Linked DNA regions of Mus musculus: region 2 is linked to region 1. The links are chromatin loops, found by intact Hi-C in ENCODE. Cell type or tissue: heart. All regions are shown on one strand. Each heading gives the region's core, and the rest is flanking DNA. Links, peaks and the distances in the headings are about the cores only.

Region 1 (11,638 bases), core at 16-4,015:
GAATTAATTGGCTTCCCGCAGGCAATACTAACTTTCTACCTGGAAGCCATGCTCTCAGATCCAACTTCAGGAGCCCGGGTTGGATTTCGGCAAACACTGGCTGCAACTATGTAGTCCAGTGGGCAGAGGTTCCGAGGGTCGCCATGTTGAGTTGAAAAGAGAGCATAAAGCACCATCCTTAACGATACGCAAGATTTGAGATTGGGGACATCAGCCTATTTACATGTTTGTTTTTTTTCTGTAAAGAAACTGAGATGTTGGGGGCCAAGGTGACTGACTCCCTAGTTGTTAGACCTGGGGTCTGGCGCCATGAGGATAAGACTGCCCATGGGCCAGCACCAACTGCTTTAAACCCTCAGCTGACGGTTTGCTATCACAAGCCTCTCTGAACTCTCCAGGATTCCGTGGCTTTCCAACCCAGGCCAGATAGGGAGCACTTCCCTGGTGGCCCAGCAGGCCAGTGATAGATGAAAACAGTATGTCATTTGCCTCTGTGTGTGTGTGTGTGTGTGTACACGCGCGCGCACGCGCGCGCGTGATCCTGTCTGCCTCATCAATGCTGGGGTTACAAATGTGTATCGCTATGCCCTCCTTTTATTTTGTCCCCTTCCGCCCCCATCCCATCTCCTTTATGGATTCTGGCGACTCCTGTTCTTAGGCTTGCAAAGGGACTATTCCCCAGCACACATTCATTTTTTTGAGTAAACAGCTCTCTGCAACTGGGTGGCTTTGCAACATTAAGCTTAATACAAGGATTCTCCTGGGAGGTTTTTTTTTTCTTGCTTGTCTAAGGACCCATGATTTGCCAAAGAATAACAGCCCAGACTCAGTATGTAAACGCAGAGTAGTTTTTTGGTTTTGTTTTTTTTAAGATTTTATTTATTAGCCTGGCAGTGGTGGAACATGCCTTTAATCCTAACACTTGGGAGGCAGAGGCAGAGGCAGAGGCAGGCAGATTTCTGAGTTTGAGGCTAGCCTGGTCTATAGAGTTCCAGGACAGTCAGAGCTACACAGTGAAACCCTGTTTATTTATTTAATGTGTATGACTACACAGTAGCTGTCTTCAGATACACCAGAATCCGTTACAGATGGCTGTGAGCCACCATGTGGTTGCTGGGAATTGAACTCAGGACTTCTAGGAAGAGCAGTCAGTGCTCTCAACAGCTGAGCCATCTCTCCAGCCTGCAGTGATATTTTCTGCAGAAGCCCAACATGCTGGGGTCTCCCATTACCAAGATAGAGACAACCAAGCTCACAGGTCTGATTTCCAGGGCAGATGAGCATTATCTTACTCTATCTCTAGGCATTCGGGAACCATGCCCTAAAAGAGATTGTGTGTGTGTGTGTGTGTGTGTATGTGTGTGTGTGAGACCTCGGGGCTGGGAACCAAACTCTGTTCCTCTGGAAGAGTAAAAGGTATTCTTTACCACTGACCCATCTCTCTAGTTCCCGATGGCCTACTTTTAATCTTTATTAGAAGAGCAGGCTGAAGTTGTGAAGAGTTGGTAACAATGGATGGCAGACAGAAGGCAAGCGGGGATAGAGGACTGGGGCTGTGAAGAGCTACAGAAATACAGGCTTTGGTGACTGGAGGGTCCTGACACTCTAGACCCCGGAGTTTAGCGCTACCCGCTGTGGGAACCGAGGGTTTCAGCACCGGCTGTGCTGACTCACCTGCTGCTGCCCACACCTAACGCTAAAGCTGAAAGCAAGGGCTAGAAGACCCAGTAAAATTCGGAGACCTTAAAAGCCTAGACACAAGGCGGGTGTGGTGGTGCACGCCTTTAATCCCAGCACTCCGGAGGCAGAGGCAGGCGGATTTCTGAGTTCGAGGCCAGCCTGGTCTACAAAGTGAGTTCCAGGACAGCCAGGGCTGTACAGAGAAACCCTGTCTCGAAAAACCAAAGGAAAAAAAAAAAAGCCTAGACACGTGGCCTGAGGCCAGCGAGGCCTTGCCTCCCAGCGGAAAGCCACGCCCACACCGAGCCCGCCTGGGGACGCTCCGCCCACTGCCTGCGTGGGCACGTACCATAGAACGCCCTGGCGGGGACGTGATAATTCCGAGAGATTGATACAGTGTGAAAATGCCAAACTGCACACAGCTGGAGCGCGTTTACAGGGTTTGAACCTTAGGGGTGATCGGAACGGCAGGGTCATCACTGGTCTCCAAGCGCGTCAACCCCGCTCTTTACACCCCTCCCCATGTCCGTCACGTGGTACAGACTTAGGGCGGGGCCTGTGGAGACGGAAACCCGAGCAACACTGAGGGGCGGAGCCTATAGCAACGTGGAGAGGAACTTCCGTCAGGGGCGGTGTCTGAGGGGTGGGGCCTCGTTGAAGGCGGAGTGAGACTTGAAGCTGGCGAGGTGGAGCCAATTCCCGCGGCGGGGCGGGGCCTGTGCTGTTGGGCCAGGCTCGCGTTGCGTGAAGCGAACTCTGAGATGGGGCAGGACCTGGGGAGGGCGGGGCCTCGGCCAGCGTAAAGCGGAATTTGCGGAGGGGAAGGCGGGGCCTGCCTTAGACACCGGAACCTCAGCGGGCGAGGCGCACGCAGGCCGGGGTGGAGATCCTGGTAAGGCGGAGTTCGAGCTTCGGCCAGGCAGTCTAATGGTGCATTTTGCACTCTCGGGCCTAATTCCCGTAGCGGAGGGATGCGGGGGCGGGATTAGAACCCCTAGGCTAACTCGCAGTCGCCGAGAGCGCACCTCTTACCCGGATTTGGGAGGTACGGACGATGCATGTCAGGGTCCAGACAGCACAAAAATCATTGCCCTCCAAGATGCATATTTCTGTCTTGAAGAGACACTTAGTTGGAGGCCGCGGGGTTGTCACTTGCAGCCTCTATCGACTTGGGCTGTGACACCCACCTTCCTGCGCACTCCTCCGTGGCTTGGAGGATTGTCTCATCCAGGTTTCTCTTGACCGTTGGGAACGGATTTAGGGATCAGGTGCCTGGGTGAACAGTCTCCTGCGCACCTGGCTGATCCCCTGACTGTTCTCGCAGCTAGGTTAATAGACAGCTACACCCCCACCCCATAACACCAAACCCCCAAGTTAACAGGCTTTGACAGCAAAGGCCTTGTGGCTCTGACTAACCTGTCCTCACCCACAGAGCAGCTTCTAGGGCTCAATCCTCTTGTCCAGGTTCCCCTGGACTGAGCTTAGCATCTTTGTGGACTTAAGAGTTCTGGTCCACAGGGCAGTGGTGGCTTGCCTTTAATCCCAGCACTTGGGAGGCAGAGGCAGGCGGATTCCTGAGTTCGAGGCCAGCCTGGTCTACAGAGTGAGTTCCAGGACAGCCAAGGCTACACAAAGAAACTCTGTCTCAGGAAAAAAAAAAAAAGAGTTCTGGTCCACGTGAAGTTGTCTGGGCCCATCCCCCAGTTAGGCTGCCTGTAACTAGGGTAGTTGGTATCAAATCTGTGGCTGACCTCTCCCTTCCTCTGTAGGAACTGCCTGCCTGATCATGGACCCAGAATGCTCCAGGCTCCTCCCGGCTCTCTGTGCTGTTTTGGCAGATCCCAGACAGCTGGTGGCAGATGACACCTGCTTGGAGAAACTGCTGGACTGGTTTAAAACAGTGACAGAGGCAGGTGAGGACACGGCTTAGAGAATTGTCCATCCACGTGGTGTCTTTACTTCATTTCCTTGAGGCCCTGTGGCTGTGGCTGATCAGGGAGAGGGGAGATGGAGTACTAGGGACTGACCTGAACTGTGGAGTCATGTAGTGACAGTCCCATTGGCTCCGACCACAGTTCACATTAGGAGTTTGCAGAGCACGCACCTACCTTGTTTTGCTGTCTTCTATGTATCTGGCTTGTCTTGAAGAAGTCAGATCTCTGGGTGGGTGTGGTGGGACCTGTCATCTAAAAGCCAAGACAAGAGGACATTAACAACGCTAAATTTGGGTTCAAGGCCAGCCAGAGTTACATCCTTTCTGTGTGGGTGGACCTTAATTTAATCACTGGCATTGTTGTATGTGTTTCCATTTTTTTTTTCTCCTGAAACAGGGTTTCTCTGTGTAGCTCTGGCTGTCCTGGAAATCACTTTGTAGACCAGGCTGACCTGGAACTCAGAGATCTGCCAGTGTCTGCCTCCTGAGCGCTGGGATTAAAGGAGTGCGCACACGACTCTTTTTTTTTTTTTTTTTTTTTTTTAAGTGCTATACTGGTTTTCCTTGAGCATGAGAGTTCCTGGGCAAATGAAAATTTTACCTCTCCTGTTTGATTGGTTGATCATGTTCTTCAGACAGGTTCCATTAGCCTTGTCTTGTCATTAATTCCTTCCTTCATTTCTTCTTTGGCTTATTCTGTTCTTTTTCTTTTCTTTTGAAGCATATTCTAACGTAGCCAAGGATGACCTTGAACCTCTGGTCCTCCCTTGTGTAGATCTGGATGCTGGGATGGTGCGGTATATACCATCACACCCTGTTTGTATTAGATGCTGAGGATAGAGCCAGGGCTTCCTACATAGCAGGCAAGCCCTTGATCAACTGAGCTTCAACCCCAGCCCTTACCTTTTCTTTTGTGTTTTGTCTCACCTGTTTTCTAAGTTATGGAATTTAAAATGATTAAAAGGTAACATGTTAGTTGAATCCTACAAGGTTTATTGCCTTGTACTTTTGTAATTAGGTTTTGAATTTGTGTATTTTGCTTTTTGAGACATGGTTTCTCTTTGTATCCTTGACTGTCCTTCTCTCTTTATAGACCACACTGGCTTCGAACCATTGAACTCTGAGATCCTCCTGCCTTTGCCTCCTGAGTGCTGTGATTAAAAGAGTATGCTAGTATACCTGGCCTCGTGTTTTTATATATGTGTGATACATGTCTGTGTGCTTGCATGTGTGTGTGTGTTGCATGCACACCCAGACATGTACTTCGGAAGGTCAGAGCAGGGCAGGAGGACATTATATCTTCTGCCATTCGTCTCCATCCACCTTATTGCCTCGAGGCAAGGTCTGTTATTACAGGAGACTGGGCCGCCCAGGAAGCTCTTGGGATTCTCTAGTTAGGATTAGAGGCTTTTGCAGCTATGCCCAGTCTTTTATATGAGTGCTGAGGATTTGAACTCAGGTCCTCGTGATTGAAGGACAGGCACTGTTACCCACTGAACCATCTTGTTTTTTGGAGGCAGCTTGTTTTTTGGTTCAGCTGTGTAGCCCTGGCTGGGCCTGGACTTACTGTGTAGACCAGACTGGCTTTGAACTCAGAGGTCTACCTGGCTCTGCCTCCGTCTGCCATGTTTAAGTGTGTGTACCACTACATCTGTCCTGCAAGTATTCTTAAACGGCTTTATTGAGATATGATTCACATGCACAGAGTCCACCCATTCAAAGTTTACCAGTTCAGCGGGGCATGGTGACTCAGGTCTACAATCTCAACACTTGGGAGGCCAGGACAGATGGGTTGCTACAAATTTGAGGCCAGCCTGGGCTACATAGTTCAGGGTCAACCTGGGTTACAGAAGGACATCCTATCTTGAAAATGCATATAAAATGAATGGATAGGAAATGAAGTGTGCCAGTGGAGTGGGCTTTAGTCAAGTTAGGGGGTGAATGGTCTCATTATGTAAACTTTTTGTTCCCAGCGTAGCTAGGTATCCGTTGGCAGGCAGTTCCCACCTCTCTCCCAGTTTCCTGTAATTTTTAAGATGTCCAACATAATAGAACTGAGCCTATTGGTGCAGGCTTATTAGCCCAGGTACTTGGGACTGAGGCAGGAGGATTGTGAGTTTATGGTCTCGGCTACACAGTGAGTTCAAGGCAACCTTGATCCTTTTGAAAGCAAGAGAGAGAGGGGGGGGGCTGGCAGCCAGATATGGCAGAGCACTTGGGAAGCAAAGGTGGGAGGATTAGGAGTTCATGGCTAGCCTCAGCTACACGGCAAATTCAAGGCTAGCCTGGATTAGAAGAACTTGTTCCAAAACAAACAAACAAACAAACACAAATGCAAAATCAATAACAACAAACAAAGAAGCGATGGGATGTAGCTCACTGGGTGAAGCCTTGGGTTCAGTCCCTAGCAACTGTCCCTTACTTTCCCAACAAAAGGAAAAAGCCAGGGCCAGGCCTGGTGGCACATGTCTTTAATTTCATCACTCAGGAGGCAGAGGCAGGCTGATCTCTGTGAGTTCAAGGCTAGCCTGGTCTACAGAGTTGAGTCCTAGGCTAGGGCTACATAGAGAAACCCTGTCTAGAAAAACAAAAAGGAAAAGAAAAGAAAAAGCTAGGCATGGTGCTACATGCCCATAATCCCTGCATTTAGAAGGTAGAGGCAGGAGGCTCAGCAGTTCAAGGCCGTCCTCAGCTACCTAACAAATTCAAGCCTGCCTCAAAACCCCAAAATGTTGCTCATGCTGAAGGGAACAGTTTTTACGTTTGTCCGTTAGATTGGCTTCCACTGTTCATGTCTGCTGTGTTCTTGGCGACCTATCCATGTAAGTGGTTCTCAGAGGTGTGTAAAAATCTAACTCTGAGACTGCAAATTCAACTTTTTTTTTTTTTTGGCAGTGTAGTCTTTAAATGGCTCCTTATTTATTACTTTTCTGTCTTTCTTTTCTCCTTCTTTCCTTTGGTGATACTACAGGTAGATAAGTATTTTATTGCTGAGCCACGTCCCACACCCTAGCCCCTCCTGGGGGATTCTAGGCAGGGGCTCTACCACTGAGCCACACCCCCAGCCCCTCACTGGGGGATTCTAGGCAGGGGCTCTGTGTGGAGTTACAGCCCTAACTCTTTGCTGGTTCTTATCTTTATGAGCTGTTATCTTTTATCTACTGTAAAGTTGAATTTGCAGTCTCAGGGCAAAGTTTTTACACACCACTGAGAAACACATGGATAGATTGCCAAGAACACAGCAGATGTAAGCAGTGAAAGCCAATCTAATGGTCAAGCGTGAAAACTGTTCCTTCCGGCATGGGCAGCACTTTTTTTTCTTTTTTTTGTTTTTTTTTTTTTGTTTTTTTTTGTTTTTTTGTTTTTTGTTTTTCGAGACAGGGTTTCTCTGTATAGCTCTGGCTGTCCCGGAACTCACTTTGTAGACCAGGCTGGCCTCGAACTCAGAAATCCGCCTGCCTCTGCCTCCCGAGTGCTGTGATTAAAGGAGTGCGCCACCACGCCCAGCTAGCACTTTTTTTAAAAGACTTACTTATTTAATGTATATGAGTACATATAGCAGAAGAGAACATATATCTCTCTTCAGACACACCAGAAGAGGGCATCAGATCCCATTACAGATGGTTGTGAGCCACCATGTGGTTGCAGGGAATTGAACTCAGGACCTCTAGAAGAGCAGTCAGTGCTCTTAACCACTGAGCCATCTCTCCAGCCCCATCTTTGTTTTTTTTTTTTTTTTTTTTTTAGGCAGACTTACCTGTAACCCAAGTTATCCATGAATTTGTAGGTGGCTGAGGATAACCTTGAATTCATGAGCCATCTGCCTCCACCTTCTAAATGCTGGGATTATAGGCATGTCGCACCATGCCTTTGGGGTCTCTTTAATGAGTTCAGGTTAGGAGCCATTGTTGTACATACCCATCTTTCTTGGACTCCTTAATCCTAAGGGGAAGGGATGTTGGAGCCACTTCTAGAGAGGCTGTCCATGGTCACTGTTCTCCTGGACGTCTTTTCTCCACAGAGTCTAGCCTCCAACTACTACAGGACCATCCCTGCTTAATGGAGCTCCTGTCCCATGTGCTGAAGCCACAGGACGTGAGCCCTAGGGTCCTCTCCTTTGCTCTGCGCCTTGTTGGGGTCTTCGCAGCCCAGGAAGACTGTTTTGAGTACCTTCAGGTGAGCCTTTGTCTCCCACGTGCTTGTCCCCAGAGGGCGGCCATCCTCTCTTCTGGAGTAGGAGCCATCTCAGTGCCTGGATCTCAGTGGCTGGCCCTGCTCCTGTGGCTGGCCAGCACACCAGGATTCTTAAGTCCACTGTCATCCCACATTGCTCCTACTTAGAAACATTTGCCAGGGACGTTGCTGGCTGACTTCCTGTTGTCACCCACTGTGTGATCCTTGGCCACCATCTGAGTATCTCTCTCTGTCCTAGGGCAGTGTGAGGCCCCTAGGACACTCCTGATGCTTTGTCTGTAGCACGGTCATGGATCGCATGGGGGAAAGAACACAGTGTTCTAGGTGAAGCAACTGCTTGCCACAGTCAGGGAGCTCCAGGTCTCGGGCATCTGTCGCCCTCCTCTGGCTTCCACATTCATGGACATAGACCCACAGATGTGTAACTAGAGAACTTTAAAATAACAAAAATCTTATAAAGAAAGGAGGAAGAAAAGAAATGTGGTGTTCTTCCTCTGACCTCTTTCCCATCTCAGGAGGGCAGAGCGGTGGTATGGGGTCCGGGAACAGTTGTGTGAAACCAACTGGCACTTCCACCCATCCTCTTGGTTTTTTGTTTTGTTGTTGTCTTTCATTTATTATTATTACTATTACTTTGACACAGTGTCTCTCTATGTAGTCCTGGCTGTCCTGGAGCTTGCTATATAGACCAGGCTGGCCTAACTCACATAGATCTGCCTGCCTCTGCCTCCCAGATGCTGGAATTAAAGAAGTGCACCACCACATCTGGTGTTTTTTTTTCCCCCCTGGTATTTATTTTTATTTTACGTCTGTGGGTGTTTTGCCTATGTGTATGTCTCTGGACCACATCCATGCAGTTCTTGTGGAGATCAGAAGAGGGCGTCACATCTCCCGGAACTGGGATTTATACAGTTGTGAGCCACCGTGTGGGTGTTGGGACCTGAGCCAGGTTTCTTTACTGAAGCAGTCAGTGCTCCTAAGCCCTGAGCCATCGCTCCAGCCCCATGTGTTCTTTCTTGAGATGAGATCTTACCATGTATTCTTGGCTCATCTAGAATTCAAGGAGACTCACCTGCTTCTGCCTCTGAGTGCCAGGATTAAAGGATGTACTACCAAGCATGACTCTCCCGTCCTGAAAACGGCCAACAATAAACCCTGCTCCCTCCGCATTTCTCATGCTTTCTTTGCTTCCTAGCAGGGAGAGTTGTTGCTGGGGCTCTTTGGGGAGTCAGGTGCCCCCGGCTGGGCAGCCTGGAGCATCCCAAGTGTGCGCAGCGGCTGGATCCAGGGTCTGTGCTACCTGGCACACCACCCTAGCGCCCTGCACTTCCTGGCTGACAGTGGTGAGTATAGCCCATACCCTGTCCCAGCTCACCAACAGGGCCTCCTGTCTCTCTGCCTGTGCTGTGGGATCTCCAAGAAGCCCATGAACCTCTCTGAATCCAGTCTTCTCAGCTGAGAAAGTGGTGGTGGTCCAGGCTTGTCAGTATAAGCACAGTGACTGTAGGGAAATGTATCTTTGATTCCTAGGGTCTGGGATGGCTCCTGCAATTACGTCCTGTCAAATAGTCTTGAGTTTGTCCTGTAACATAGAACTGGTTAGAAGCTCCATTGGCCCCAGGCGGTGCTGGCACATGCCTTTAATCCCAACACCTGGGAGGCAGAAGTAGGCAGGGTTCTGGGATCAAAGGCAAATGTTGCTTATTTTTTTCTCCAAATCCAGCTTAGGTGGAAATAAAGTTAGGTATCAGTGCAGGGAGGGGATATTTCTGTGTGTGTAAAAATCAGCTGTTTCCAGTGCCTCGGCTCAACTTACTTGGTGTGGGAAGCCTCTCTCCCTGCAGCAGGCTTTTGTCTTTTTTTAATTTTAATTTCTTGGTGTTGGTGCAACCTAGGAGGCAGAGGCAGATGGATACACACACACACACAAACATACATATATAAGTTCAAGGCTAACCTGGTTTGGAGCAAATTCTAGGACAACCAGGGCTACACAGTGAAACCCGGTCTCAAAAAAAAAAAGAGAGAGAAAAGAAGAAAGCATTGGCTTTAAAGCCAGCATGCTAGAGGCTCATGCTGGGTTTCCTTGTGAGCAGAGGGGAGTCTCGGTGCTTTCCAAGGCCCGAAGGGTATGATGGATAGGTGTCCTCTGTGTGCCTCCTCATCCGGTGTGACCTTTTGCTGCCCGCTCCAGGTGCTGTGGACACGCTCTTCTCCTTGCAGGGAGACCCCAGCCTGTTCGTCGCCTCAGCAGCCAGCCAGCTCCTAGTACATATCCTGGCTCTGTCCATGCAAGGTGGAGCCCCAGGGTCCCCCGTCCCTGAAGCTGCTGCTTGGCCTATGTGTGCCCAGAAGATTGTGAACCATGTGGATGAGTCCCTGCATGCCAAAGCCACCCCCCAGGTCACACAGGCCTTGAATGTCCTGACTACGACCTTCGGGCGCTGCCATAACCCCTGGACAGGGGTCCTCTGGGAGCGGCTAAGTCCCCCTGTTGCCCGCCTGTTTGAGAGAGACCCCATTCCAGCCGTGCACGCGCTCATGGACCTTCTTCTTAGTGTGGCCAGGTCAGGGGGCTGCGGGGACTCGGGGTGAGTGACCGTTGTCTGTGAAGCGTCAGAGCAGCTGATGCTTCATGGGGAGGACCCTAAGGATGCCTTGGGACAGGGCATCTGCAGGACTGGGCATAATTGCAGCTGTCCAGTTAGACTCTGATGGAGGCCTGGCTTTTTCTTTCTCCAGGTCGCCTGTGTTGAATTTTGCAGCCTGTGGCCTGTGGGAGATGCTGGCCCAGACTCTGAGCCGCCTGAGCCCCATACAAGCTGGGCCTCTAGCCCTGGGGACCCTGAAACTTCAGCACTGGTATGATTGGGGGAGCTGAGAGTGTCATAATAATGGTTGGGGAACTTTGGAAACCGGGAGCCAAATGTGAGAATGGGCCAGGTGGGATGGGCAGCCAGGTGGGAGAGCAGTCAGGTGGGATGGGCAGCCAGGTGGGATGGGCAGCCAGGTGGGAGGAGCAGCCAGGTGGGATAGGCAGCCAGGTGGGATGGGCAGCCAGGTGGGATGGGCAGCCAGGTGGGATGGGCAGCCATGTGGGAGAGCAGCCAGGTGGAATGGACAGGTATTAAAGCACTGGCTGCCTCCTCCTGTCCCTCTCTCCCTCCATTTTCTTCCCCTTTGTCTCTCTTTTTCCTCCTCAGTACTTGGTATGGAACTTAGCATTTTTTATACATGCTAGTCAAATGCTCTACCACTGAGCCACGTCCTCCATTTCCTCACTGGGGGATTCTAGGCAGGTGTTCTGTCATAGAGCCATACCCACAGTTCTCTTTTTCTTCTTATTTTGAGACAGTCTTCACTGAATTGCCCAGGCTGACCTGAACTCACTCTTCAGGTCAAGCTGGCCTTGAACTTTATAATTCCACCTCCACCTCCTAAGCAGCATGGGCCATACCACACTGAGCAAGAGACAGAGCTATATCAAATAAAAGTTTGTGGTACCCCAGAGCTAAAGCTAACTTCTGTGCTGTCTGTAGCTGTCCTCTTACCTCCGATAAGGCTGAGCCAGGCTCCTGGAACTCCCTAGCCTGTACCCCATGGGGTGTGCAGAGGTGTGGGCTGCCGAATGTGGGATGCAGGGAGGAAGCGTGCTCAGTTCATCAGAGTGGGCCATCGCGTAACGTGTAAAGGGACACCTCAGGTCATTGAACACAACATGAGCGCATTGGGCATTGCCCTAGGAGCCAGGAAATTCCCAGTCAGTCTGATCAGGGAGTGTAGCCAGCCTTTCTGGGGCCCCTGAGGATAGCAGGGCCAAGCCTTGGTCAG
Region 2 (12,157 bases), core at 3,045-7,044, 280 kb before region 1:
TAATTTGCATTAATCATAGCAAAGTTCTCTTGCAAATGAGAGCTTGTGTTTTTACCAGTCATAGCTGTGCCTCTTTAGTACCAGCATCAGCAATCCTTTTGTTAGATTCTCAGGGGAGGAGTGCCTCCTCTGGCCTTCGTGGAGAAGGTTGCAGGGTCTTTCCAGTTCCTTGAAGCTAGTGATAGCAAAAGATCTAAAGCAGGATGTTTGAAACAGTTCTGGCCAAAGCTGCTGGGTCTTCCGAAGCAGTGTGTGTGTGCGTGTGTGTGTGTGCATGTGCGTATGTGTGTATGTGTGCCTGTATCCCATTGTCTTTGTTTATTCACAGGAGAATGAACAGGAACACTTAGGACACAAGGCTAAAGAACTTACCATCAGCTGCCCCCCCCCCCAAAGTCCTAGCACCTGAGAGATGGAGGCAGGAGGATCAAGCGTTTATTTAGGGCTGGAGAGATTGGCTCAGTGGTTAAGAGAACTCACTGACTGCTCTTCCAAAGGTCCTGAGTTCAATTCCCAGCAACCACATGGTGGCTCACAACCATTTGTAAATGGATCTGATGCCCTCTTCTGGTGTGTATGGAAACAGCTACAGTGTACTCATATAAATAAAATAAATCTTAAAAAAAAAAAAAGAGTTTAAGGTTATCCTCAGTTATATTGTAAGTTCAAATCCAAACTGGGCTACAAAAGAAACCAAAACCAACCAACCAAAAAAAAAAAAAAAAAAAAGCAAAACAAACAAAAAAAACCAAACCAACAACATCAAGTAAGGGCTGGAGTATGTACAGCTTAGTTGGTAAAACAGTGAAACCTTGCACATGAGAGAGCATGAATTGACTCAAAGAGCCAGACACCACGGTGTGAGCCTGTGGTGCCAGAGAAGAGAAGCTAGGAAGGAAATCCCTGGAAGGGCGTTTGACAGTTAGCCTACCTTACAGGTTTCCAGACCAGGGGAGGAGCCAAGGAACAACACCTGAGGTTGTCCTCTGACCTATACATCCATGTGTGCACACACACATGCATGTGCCCCACCTGAGCCCTCCACACCAGCTCATACATGAGCATCCTTTCACCCCTTCATACCTCCCCCTAGCTGATTGCTAACTCCAGCAGTGATTTTAATGTGGTTTTACAAAGTATTTATTTATAGGCTGGGTGGTGGCGGTGCATGCCTTTAATCCCAACACTTGAGAGGCAGAGAATGGTGGGTCTCTGCAAGTTCAAAGCCAGAGCAAGCTCCAGGACAGCGAGGGCTACAAAACCAACCCAAACCCAACCCAACCCAACCCCCAAAACAAATAAACAAGCACAAAAGCAAAACTGAACATGACAAAAATATTAAAAACAAACAAGAAAGATTTATTTATGCATGTGTGGTATCTATCTGTGGGTGGGTGGTCTCAGAGGCCAGAGGAAGGATGCTTTGGAGATGAGGTTACAGGTGTTTGTCACCCTCTTTGTGTCCATTGGGATCTCATTTCTGGTTCTCAGGATTAAGCATCAAGTGTTCTTTACTGTTGAGTTCTCTATATAGAGCTTAGTAGATTTTAGTGGAACTTAGCAGGCTGCCAGCGATGTAGTTAGAAGGAGGTCCTGCTTGCTACCCAAGCACAACTCTGGCTTCAGAACGTACCATTCATTCAGCTAGGACTGTTTCAAGCAGCCTGGCTTCCCCCTGCCCCCCACCTCCCACCCCCCCCTGGCCAATTTATTTATTATATATCAGATCTCATTACAGATGGTTGTGAGCAATCATGTGGTTTCTGGGATTTGAACTCAGGACCTCTGGAAGAGCAGTCAGTGTTCTTAACCGCTGAGCCATATCTCTAGCCTAAGCAGCTTGTCTTAACAAAGCAGGAACCTCAGCAGCCCAGCCGGTAATACAAGAGGACAGAGTGGAGCTCTGACAGGACAGTGGCAACTTGAATGCAGGTGAAGAGCTGCCGGGGACAGTTCTCGGGAAGCAGAGGTATGGAGGAAAAACCATAGAGACGTTACAGGCAAGGCTTTGAAGAGCTGAAGATGAAAGCCGTGGCTTGGTGACTGGAAGAGTTCCAGAGAGCTGCCAAGCTCTGAGAAGAGGTGCATCCAACCCTTTGACATCCAGACTTCACGCCTGAGAACTATGCAGTGGAGTTTAAAATAAAATTGCAAAACTATTTTTGAGTAAGTACACGAGTTTAGGCTGGGCTACACGCAAAACTATCCTTGGGCCTGGACAGGCTTGCAGGGTTATGAGTTCTGCTATTCAAGAGCTGGGACTCTTAAGCAGAGGCCTACCTGAAGCTAGAGAGTGATGCTAGACAGGCAATGGTGGTGCATGCCTTTAATCCAGAACTAGGGTAGAGGTAGGGGGATCTGAGGTCAGCCAGGTCTACAGAATGAGTACTAGGACAGCCATAGCTACACAGGGAAACTCTGTCTCAAGGAGAGACAGAGAAAGTGAGAAAGAGAATGGGAGAGCACTATCTTTGAGGAGCCATGGGTCTCAACACTCAGGGCTTGAGAGCCATAAAAGTACTTGGTGGAGGGTTACAGTGGATGCTTTGTGTGGGGCTCCTGGCAACCTAACCTAGAGAAGAAAGTCTGTTTCCCCAGCACCTACAGCCATGATAAGTCTCTGGCTTCTAGAACCCGGAGCCATAAGCCTTTCTCAAGATTTGGATCGAATCCAGACACTGGGGCTTTGGGCTCTCAAAGGTCTGGGCCTGCCAGTCCTAGAAGAGACACTAATTAAAAACTAAGTATCCTTTAGCCAGGCTGGTGCATGCCTTTAATCTTAGCACTCGGGAGGCAGAGGCAGGCGAGTTCGAGGCCAGCCTGGTCTACAAAGTGAGTTCCAGGACAGCTAGGGCTACACAGAGAAACCCTGTCTCTTAAAACAAAACAAACAAACAAAAAAAGTAAATTAATTTACTTAGTGGGTACCTAGCACATCAGCGCCCCTGGCCCCAGTCAGTTCTCTCCGTCTACAATATGAGTTTGCAGGATAGAACTCAATTGTCAGGATTAACAGCAAGAAATGATGAGTAGATCATAAATACTTCTGAGTAGATCATAAATACTCAGCCAGGGGCTGGTGAGATGGCTCAGTGGGTAAGAGCACCCGACTGCTCTTCCGAAGGTCTGAAGTTCAAATCCCAGCAACCACATGGTGGCTCACAGCCATCTGTAATGAAATCTGACCCCTCTTCTGGAGGGTCTGAAGACAGCTACAGTGTACTTACATGTAGTAAATAAATAAATAAATAAATCTTAAAAAAAAAAAAAACCTCAGCCAGCCCAGTACTAACTTATCCATCAGCCCGTGTTCACATGTTTTGTGGTTTAGTCTTTATATCGCACAGGCTGGCATGATCTTTCTGCCTCAGTCTCCCCAGTGCTGGGATTCCAAGTCTATGCTTCCTGGTCAACTAACAGGTCCTTTAAAAAAAAAAAAAAAGGAAAGTTTTGTTTGTTTTTTCTTAGGAATGATCTGGGACCAGAGAGGTGACTCAACTGTTTTTGTTGTTGTTTTGTCTTTTAAATTAGGCTCAACAGTTCAGAGCATTGCCTGCTCTTCTAGAGAGCCTGGGTTCTATTGCCAGCAACGACATGCGGTTCATAATTGTCTACTCTAAGTCCTGCGCGTGATACGATGCCTTCTTTCGGCCTCCGCTTGTACACGGTGCACAGACAGACTTGCTGGCAGAACACTGATACGCATAAAAAAAAATTCGAGTTAAGAGATGGTTGTAAACTACCATATGGGTACTGAGAGCGAAACTTGTGTTCTTAAGCTCTTAGTCCCCTCAACTAGTTCTTATTAAGATTTTCGAAACTTTGAACTGGAAGTATCAAAAATCTTGACTATCTTTTCAAGCAAACCACTCTTGGGGTCCCCCTGGTCACTCCACGAAGGTTCCGTCCCGTCCACCCCACGCTGGCCCACGTGATCGCGCTCTCCCGCGCGTGAAGACCGCAGTCACCGGCAGACAGAATCACAGTGACTTTCACGTCTGGGGCCAACGCTAAATTGCGAGCCGCTGCAGTGAGGATGGCCATTGAGATTAAAGCCGCTCATCACACGACTCTGCATTGTGCGGGCAGTCATTCTTGTGTGTGTTGGCGGCCCCTGGTTGTCGGCGAGCTCCTCGCGTAATTTTGGAACCCTTCGTTCTTTTGCCCCGTCAGTGGACCGGTCTAAAATGCAAGACCTTACGGGGGAGCGAAGCCAGTCATGTCAGTCAAGCAGTCTGTCTGATTAAAAGCAAAGCTTACAAAGAATCATGTGTGGAGCTTTCAGTTGTCTTGGCATTATTTTATGGTCACATATTTTGTCTTCATACAGTTACGCGTGTTAATCATTTGAGAATCCACTTGATGCTCCCCAGATAGTACAGTCCTTCCCCGTAGCGCCCGCTGGGAGAGGCAAAGGAACTTCTACCATCTTGGACGCAACTATTTCTTAGCTAGAATGGGGGAGCCACATATCCTTGTGAATTTATTTGCTACCTTAAAAAACCTTTTGGGCTATAAATAAACTTGCATATCTTGAAACTTATTATTTTAATTGTTTCTAGATTTTTATGCATATCTGAGTTTTCTCGGGCTGATCGTGAGGAATGAGGGCGTGGGTGTCTCCCCCGAGCCACATCTTGGTACGATCCCATCGCTGCACGCACATGGCTCCGCGCTAGCGGCGCGCGGTGACTTCTGGGAGTCGGAAGCAGGGCGGCCGAGCCGGGTGAGAAGCAGCGCGGGCCCATGCAGGACGCTGAGAACGTGGCGGTGCCCGAGGCGGCCGAGGAGCGGGCTGAGCCCGCGAGGCAGCAGCCGGCCTCCGAGTCGCCGCCGACGGACGAGGCGGCAGGGTCTGGGGGGTCCGAAGTGGGGCAGACGGAAGACGCCGAAGAAGACGCCGAGGCCGGACCGGAGCCCGAAGTGAGGGCCAAGCCGGCGGCCCAATCCGAAGAGGAAACGGCGACGAGTCCGGCCGCCTCGCCCACGCCGCAGTCGGCGGAGCGGTCCCCGTCGCAGGAGCCCTCTGCTCCCGGGAAGGCAGAGGCCGTTGGCGAGCAGGCCCGGGGGCACCCCTCGGCTGGAGCGGAGGAGGAGGGCGGGTCTGATGGGAGCGCGGCTGAGGCGGAGCCGCGGGCTCTGGAGAACGGAGAGGCAGATGAGCCCTCCTTCAGCGACCCCGAGGATTTCGTAGACGACGTGAGCGAGGAAGGTAAGGGCGATCGTGTCCCCGGCCAGGGCGCGAGGTCTCCCGGTTACAACGATCTTGTTTCCTCTACAGTGGGGGACCATTTGGGGAGTCCGTTTCTGCGGCAAGCCCTTGCACCTGGGGGTTGGTGGAGGGCAGGACGAACAGGACTATCTGGGGGCATTCCAGTTTCCTGGCCAAGGGTTTCCAGGGTTGACCAGTTGCTGTGTTCCCAATGGTTTCCGTAGTAAGGCATTGCCATCGGACCCAAGCACATTACCAACCTGCTTCCTTTTACTAGGTCGGTACCCTGGACCATTGCTTTTTCACATTGTTCGTTTGGCCGCTTACTTCATGATTTCTTCTATGGTGACTGGCTTTTTAAAGGCATTGTTTCTGTCTACCTGCACAGGAGCCAGATTCCTAAAATCTTTTTTGACAGTTGATAGCATGTGTTCCTCTGCCGTTTCAACTTCACTTGAGCCAGTTCCTTCATGTGTTGGTGTGGCTAATACCAAGGGCCAAAGGGCCTAAGAACACCACTTTTTTTTTTTTTTTTTTAAACGAGACAGGGCCTCTCTATGTAGTTCAGGCTGAAATTGAACTCTTGGTTCTTCTCAGTTTTCACGGTGCTGGTCCTACAGACATGTACTCCCAAACAATTGCTTTTGAACTACCATGAAAATTCAGCGCCCCAATATAGTTGTCAACTTAGAACTTACAATATTTCAAGAGGTCGTCATTTGATGTCACCATTGTTTGACTTAATCCTTTTGTATGTTTGTGGGGGTTGTTTTGTTTTGTTGTGAAACAGGGTCTGGCATGGTCCAGGCTGGCCAGCTCTTTATGAAGCTGAAGCTGTCTTTGATCCCCATCCTTCTGCCTCCACTTTCAGATTGCCAGGATTTGAGATGTGAGTCACCATGCCTGGCTTATTTCTTGAAAGATGGCTAAGAGTGAGAAGCCGATAAACTAATGTGAGGAATCTATAGGCTCCAGCCTTGAGGACGTTTATCTGGGTAGAGCAGGTTTCTGGGTTCCCACTCTCGCCCGACTCCAGTGCTTGCTAATGTACCTGTTTTCCCCATGTTAGAGCCTAAGCTTTGACTTTGAAGCTCCTTTTGAATCCTTGGTTCCTTTGGCTATTTTGGGTCTGGGCTGTCCCTGTCACTTCATGGTTTCAGACAGGACCTCACCATTTGGCTGGGCCAGCAGGCCACGTAGGTCCTTGTACTTTTCTAGCACTGGGAATGCGGCTCCGTGCCCCTCCAGCTTTTTTGAGTTGGGTGCTAGCCTACAGGAGTGATCTTACCTCAAGTCCTGCTGCTCGCCCAACAAGCGTCTTTTGAGCTAAACCATTTGCCCATAGGCACTACCAGCATCTTTTCCCCTTTTCAAAGGTCTGTTTTGTTTTGTTTATTTGTTTTTAATTGAAATTTTGCACAGGATCATTTTGCCCGTGTGTCTAGTGCCCATGGAGGCCATTGGATGGCTCTCTTAGAACTGGAGTTTGAATTAGAATTGGTTGTAAGTACTGGGAAGAAAATGGGTCAGTCTACTGCAAGATGAGTATTTAAAGAATATTTGAACCCGTTTAATTCACAGATTCCAGTATGTATATTATTTCCAGAATTGGGGATTATAGGAGTCAGGGGATGCTGGCTGGTGTGACTGCAAGGCCAGCCTGCCTTCAACAAGTCTGCTAGGAGCCCAGTGGGTCCCGTCCAGTGTATGCAGGGAAAGGGAGAGTAATGAGAATCTGGCCCTTAATGGTTGGAACTCTTAAGGCCATCTGGCTTTGGGCATCAGGGTGTCACAGTGTCATCAGGGTGAGAAGAGAAACAGCCTTTTGGTTTCTACCAGGAGGAGCAGTGTGGAATCCTCACATCAGTATATGCCTCCTATTCTGTTACTGATAATGAACAAGTTGTTTTCTCTAGTGTGCTGTGCATGCCAGCAGTTCAGTACTTGGAAGGTAGAGGTTTGAGGTTAGCCCTTGCTACATAGAGGGTGCAGAGCCAGCCCGAGGTACTTGGGACCCTATATCACAAGACAGATAGAAGGGGGCTGAAGAGATGGCTCAACACTTGCTGTTCTTCCAGAGCACCTGGGTTTGATTCCCAGCTCCTGCATGATGGCTCACAAGTCTCTGTAACTCAGGAGTGATCATGTGGTACACATATACACAAAAAACATTTATACATGTCACAATAAAGTGTAAAAAACCCAAGCAAATGGAAAGAAGCAGTGTGTTGCGTTCTGAGGATATTTTGCTCTGCGCTTCTCAGGAGAAGCAGATGGTTAGTTACAGGCTAGGAGCACTTTGAGCTCCTGGGAAGGAGTCTAGTCTGTATGGAAGCTGGGCTTTTCTTTATTGTGTCTTGTTAAGTTTAGATCCAGCTTAGCAGGCTGTTTAATTGTATGGTAAGCAGGCTTTTAAAGGAACCCGGAGTTTCTGTAGTGAAGGTGTGTGGCATGGCTGTGTTGAAAATCTGCCTCTTACCTCCTCACTCCTTGCCTGCTCTTGATTCTGGCATCTTTGAAATGTGTCTTAATTAAGTTTCTTTTGCTGTGACAAAAGCCACTTACGTCAGTCCATCATCCAAGGAAGTGAGGGCAGGAGCTGATGCAGAGGCCATAGAGGAGTGCTGCTAAGGCTCGCTCAGGCTGCTTTCTTATAACATCCAGGGACACTAGCCTGGGATGGCACTGCCACAGTGAATTGTGTTCTCTCATCCCAATCATCAGGCAAGAAGTTAACCCACAACCTCGCCTACAGGCGAGTCTGGTGGGGGCATTTTCTCAAGTGAGGTTTCCTTCTCCCAGGTAACTCTCGTTGTGTCAAGTTGACATAAAATTAGCCAGCACGGAATGCAATGGACTAGTGTGGTAGAACCGAGGAGCTGGCGCATGCCATGCAAGGGTTCTACCAAGCCGTACTCCCAGCCCACCAGCAGTGACCTGAAAAAAGTCATTTGGTGAGTTAGTTGGTGCTGAGCATTTGTGTCGCCGTCAGGACAGTCAGTGTTCAGGAGCTGGTTTTCTCCTTCCGCAGTGGGTTCCAGAGATTGAACTCAGGTCCTCAGGCTTGTGTGACAAGTGCTTCTACACACGGAGCCTTCCTGCTGGCCCAGAATTGCCTTTTATACTTAAACATACATTACTCATTTATTTATTTGTATCCCCCCCCCTTTTTTTTACATTTTACTTTGTATGTATTTGCCTGCATTCATGTTTATGAACTACGTGTGTGACTGGTATTTGTGGAGACCAACAGAGGGCATCAGATTCCTTGAAACTAAGAGTTACCAGTAGCTGTGAGCCAACAATTGAGCCTCAGTCCTCTGCAAGAGCAACAAGTACTCTACAATGGCTGAGCCATCTGTCCAGCTCTGTTGTTTATTTATTTTTTATTTTATATGAATGGGTGTTTTGCCTACATGGATGTCTGTGTAGCACAGGTATGCACTTGCCTTTGGAGGCTAGAAGAGGGGATTGGAGTCTGGAACTGGTTGTGAACCACCATGTGGGTGCTAGGAACTGAACTCTGGTCCCGGAAGAATAACAAGTGATCTTAGCCGCTGAACCTTCTCCCCATCCTCTCCTCCCTTCCATCTTTTCTTTTTGAGACCAGGTCTCGCCGTGATTCTCTGGCTGTTCAGGAACTCACTAGGCTGGCCTTGAACTTCTCTGCTCACCTCTGCCTTCTGAGCTGTGATTGCAGGCATTAGTCATGACGACTTGTTTTAAGCAGGATCTTCTTGTGTAGACCTGGATGGCCTGAGCCATGGCTGTCTTTCTGTCCTGGTTTCTTAGGTTCTGGGAGCGTGGGGGCGTTCTTACATTCAGCTCACATTTCTCTCTGTGTGCGTGTACACATGGGGACCAGAGGTTTGTGTCAGGTGTGTGCTGCTGCTGAGCTTCACCCCTTTTGGAACTCACTCTGGAGAACTCTGTAGACCAGGCTGGCCTCCAACTCAGAGATCTGCCTGCCTCTGCCTCCAGTGCAGGGATTAAAGGTGTGCGCCATGACCTCCCTACTCCACCTTCTCCCTTTAAAAAATGTTTTTAATGTGTATTAGGGTTTTATTTGTAAGTATATCTGTGTGAGGTTGTCAGATCTTGGAATTACACCTTGTGAGCCACCATGTGGATGCTGGGGATTGAACCCAGGTCCTCTAGAAGAGCAGTCGATGCACTTAACCACTGAGTCATCTCTCTAGCTCCTAAGATAGGGTTTCTAATTGAACCTGGAGCTCACCATTTCAGCTAGACGGGTTGCGCAGCAAGCCCCTGAGGTCCCCTTGGTTCTGTCCTCACAGCATTGGGAGGAAGGACACAGATGTGGCTTTTTGAGACAGAGTCTTTACTGTGTGGCCGTGGCTGTCCTAGAATTCGATTTGTAGACTAGGCTGGCCTTGAATTCACAGAGGTCTGCCTGCCCGAGTCCTGGGATTGGAAGCATGGGCCATGGCTTGTGGGTAGCAAGCACTTTCCCCACTCAGCCTCTGTCCAGCCCACCTTTCACTTCTGAGAATGCAGCGGCACAAAGGACATGTGTCAACATCTGTATGCTGAAGTTTCTTTCCTTTTCAGTCCCCTTGAACAGGAGTTAAAGACTGGAGTTACAGTGAGCTGCCAAGTGTGGGTACTGGGAACAAACAGAACTCAGGTTCTCTGAAGGAGAGAGAGTTGGTTTTTCCGAACATGGTTTCTCTGTAGAGACCAGGTTATGGCCTTGAACTCATATTCACCTGCCTCTGCCTCCCAAGTGCTGGGATTAAAGGCACTGCCATCAACTGTGGTACCTGTTCTTAATGCTGGTAGGAGGCTGGCCTTGCCTTGAGGATGACCTTAAACTCTAGCTCCTCTTGCATTCCCCTCCCAAGTGCTGGGGTTGCAGACGTGTGTAACCACTCCTGAAAAGATTGAAAAAAAATGACAGTAATAGTGGCTAGAGATTTGTGCAATTAGCCATTCTTTTAAGTTTGTCTTAGAGCAGTATTGGAGATTGAACCCAGGGCTACTCCTGTGCTTAGGTTGGGGTGCTGCCTTTATGTTATATCTGTGGCCCTTTGTATTTTACATCTTTAAGGTTATTGTTTTTGTGTGAAGTATGGACAAGGCTATGGAGGTCAGAGGATAACTTTCAGGAATGGGTTCTTCCCATCTGGTTAAGGACGGGTCAAGCTGACTTTGAACTCAGAGCCACAAGCATCTTTCTCCACCTTCAAAGTGATGGGCTTACATGTTTGCAACAACTGGATACATTTAGAGAACACTTCCCATCAAAAGGAGTGCAAGGGTCAGCCTTCCTTGTAGAAGCCAAGTCCTGATTTCTTTGTTCATGTGAAAGCACTTGGAGTAGATGCCTCTTAGGAATGAGCAGCCTGCTGACTAATGAATGAGTGCTTCTTGGCTTAAATAGAAACTCCTTGACATTTCTTTTACCCCTTCAGAACTACTTGGTGATGTACTCAAAGATCGGCCTCAGGAAGCGGACGGGATTGACTCGGTGATTGTTGTAGACAACGTCCCTCAGGTGGGGCCAGACCGACTTGAGAAACTCAAAAATGTCATCCACAAGATCTTCTCCAAGTTTGGGAAAATCATAAATGACTATTACCCTGAGGAGGACGGAAAGACGAAAGGGTGAGCGCGCTAGTTGCTGAAGCAGCAGTTGAGGACTTGGGGGTTTGCGTGTTCAGGCCACCCCAGCGGGAAGCGCTCTAGTGAAGTGTTGGTTCTCAGGTTCCAGAGCTGAGCCCCACAGAAGCAGCAGACTATGCGAGCATAGGTCCTAGATCAGGATCCCGCTGGCCTGAGAGTGGGCAGAGGCGGGCAGGCCTGCCTGTGGGATGTCTCTGGGAGTGCTTTTGAAAACATTTTAACTTCTCTGAAGCAGAGGTGAGACCTTATAGCACTGCTTACTTAGCACCTAAGTCCTGGGTGCGGCCTAAAGTGTGACCTGCAGTTTGCTCTTTCTCGTCAAAGTTAGGTCTTCCATGCTTGAGTCTAGGCGGCCATTGTGTTGTGGTACTGAGTACGACTGTAGGCTTAGGCCCTCTGTGAAGGCCTGGGGCTTCTCTGTCTCCCAGGACCGAGGTTCATGAACAATGGACTGACTGCCCTCGGTGAACTGGACAGGGCAGAATCATCCACAGTGGCTGCTGCGGAATTTGAGGGGTTGCCTCTTGCCACTGTTCACAGACCTCCTTTGACATATGTGCATCACTGGGCTGTCACAAGGAAATGACCATTTCTGTTAAACTTTTCTGTCATTTATAATCATGAAGTCAGTCTTGATCTATTAAGATTTTTTTCTCCCTTCCCCCCCTTTTTAATGCTGCTAATGACTGTCATTTATTACTGATACAGCCGTCAGGGTAAATAGAGAAAATAAAATGGAAGGTAGCTTGAGAAGTCCGAATAGTAGAGTATAGAAAACCTTAAGATTCCTCAGGGAGCTGCTTGGCCGTGTCACTGCTCTGCATTACTGTCCTCAGCGTGACTGCCTTGGAGACGTGGTAGGACGGTTAGCCGCCCCGTCTGTTCATGTAGAGAGAAAGGCCTCAGTGTACAGACAGTAAGTCTGAAGGATGCATGTGTACAAGCCGCTCACTTTCTCCTTCAGGTACATCTTTCTGGAGTACGCTTCTCCCGCCCATGCTGTGGATGCTGTGAAAAACGCCGATGGCTACAAGCTGGACAAGCAGCACACGTTCCGGGTCAACCTCTTCACCGACTTTGACAAGTGAGTTGGAGTCTGAGATCTGTGGCTGGTGCCTGTGGGTGCTGGGAAGGCCCTCAGTGGGTGCTGGTGGTCTTTCAGGTGATTGGTTTCTGTTGGCCAGGCGAGAGAGAACATTTTATGGTTTTGCTTTGAGTTTGGGGTGGGTGGAGAGCGTGTGGAGCTGCCTGCCTATGCATCCTCTCGTCCCACACAGCGGTGGAACTCAGCAGTGCCCA

Evidence for each region. Hi-C counts contacts between places; a loop is a spot of excess contacts. Peaks named below come from ENCODE experiments on the same cell type or tissue, not always from the same donor. Only the 100,000 strongest peaks of a DNase experiment are listed, where the experiment ranks them.
Region 2: a loop joins it to region 1, with 2.5 times the contacts of the local background. A loop is called at or near these places in 1 of 42 quality-filtered maps.

The regions. Positions count from the first base shown.
Region 1 is chr5:140,702,504-140,714,141 of GRCm38, forward strand. Brat1 (BRCA1-associated ATM activator 1) reads left to right here and starts at 2,508. Exons shown (of 14, transcript NM_181066.3): 1 at 2,508-2,572; 2 at 3,450-3,593; 3 at 7,635-7,789; 4 at 9,003-9,150; 5 at 10,002-10,374; 6 at 10,550-10,669. The coding sequence starts at 3,467. In heart, for the core only: no CTCF peak of the experiment used is centred there; DNase peaks (open chromatin) are centred at 238, 2,388, 3,198 and 3,538; H3K4me3 peaks cover 2,907 bases; H3K27ac peaks cover 3,416 bases.
Region 2 is chr5:140,414,615-140,426,771 of GRCm38, forward strand. It overlaps Eif3b (eukaryotic translation initiation factor 3, subunit B), which reads left to right and starts at 4,691. Exons shown (of 19, transcript NM_133916.2): 1 at 4,691-5,212; 2 at 10,648-10,840; 3 at 11,823-11,942. The coding sequence starts at 4,747. In heart, for the core only: a CTCF peak has its summit at 4,127; DNase peaks (open chromatin) are centred at 4,127, 4,397 and 4,707; H3K4me3 peaks cover 3,402 bases; H3K27ac peaks cover 2,651 bases.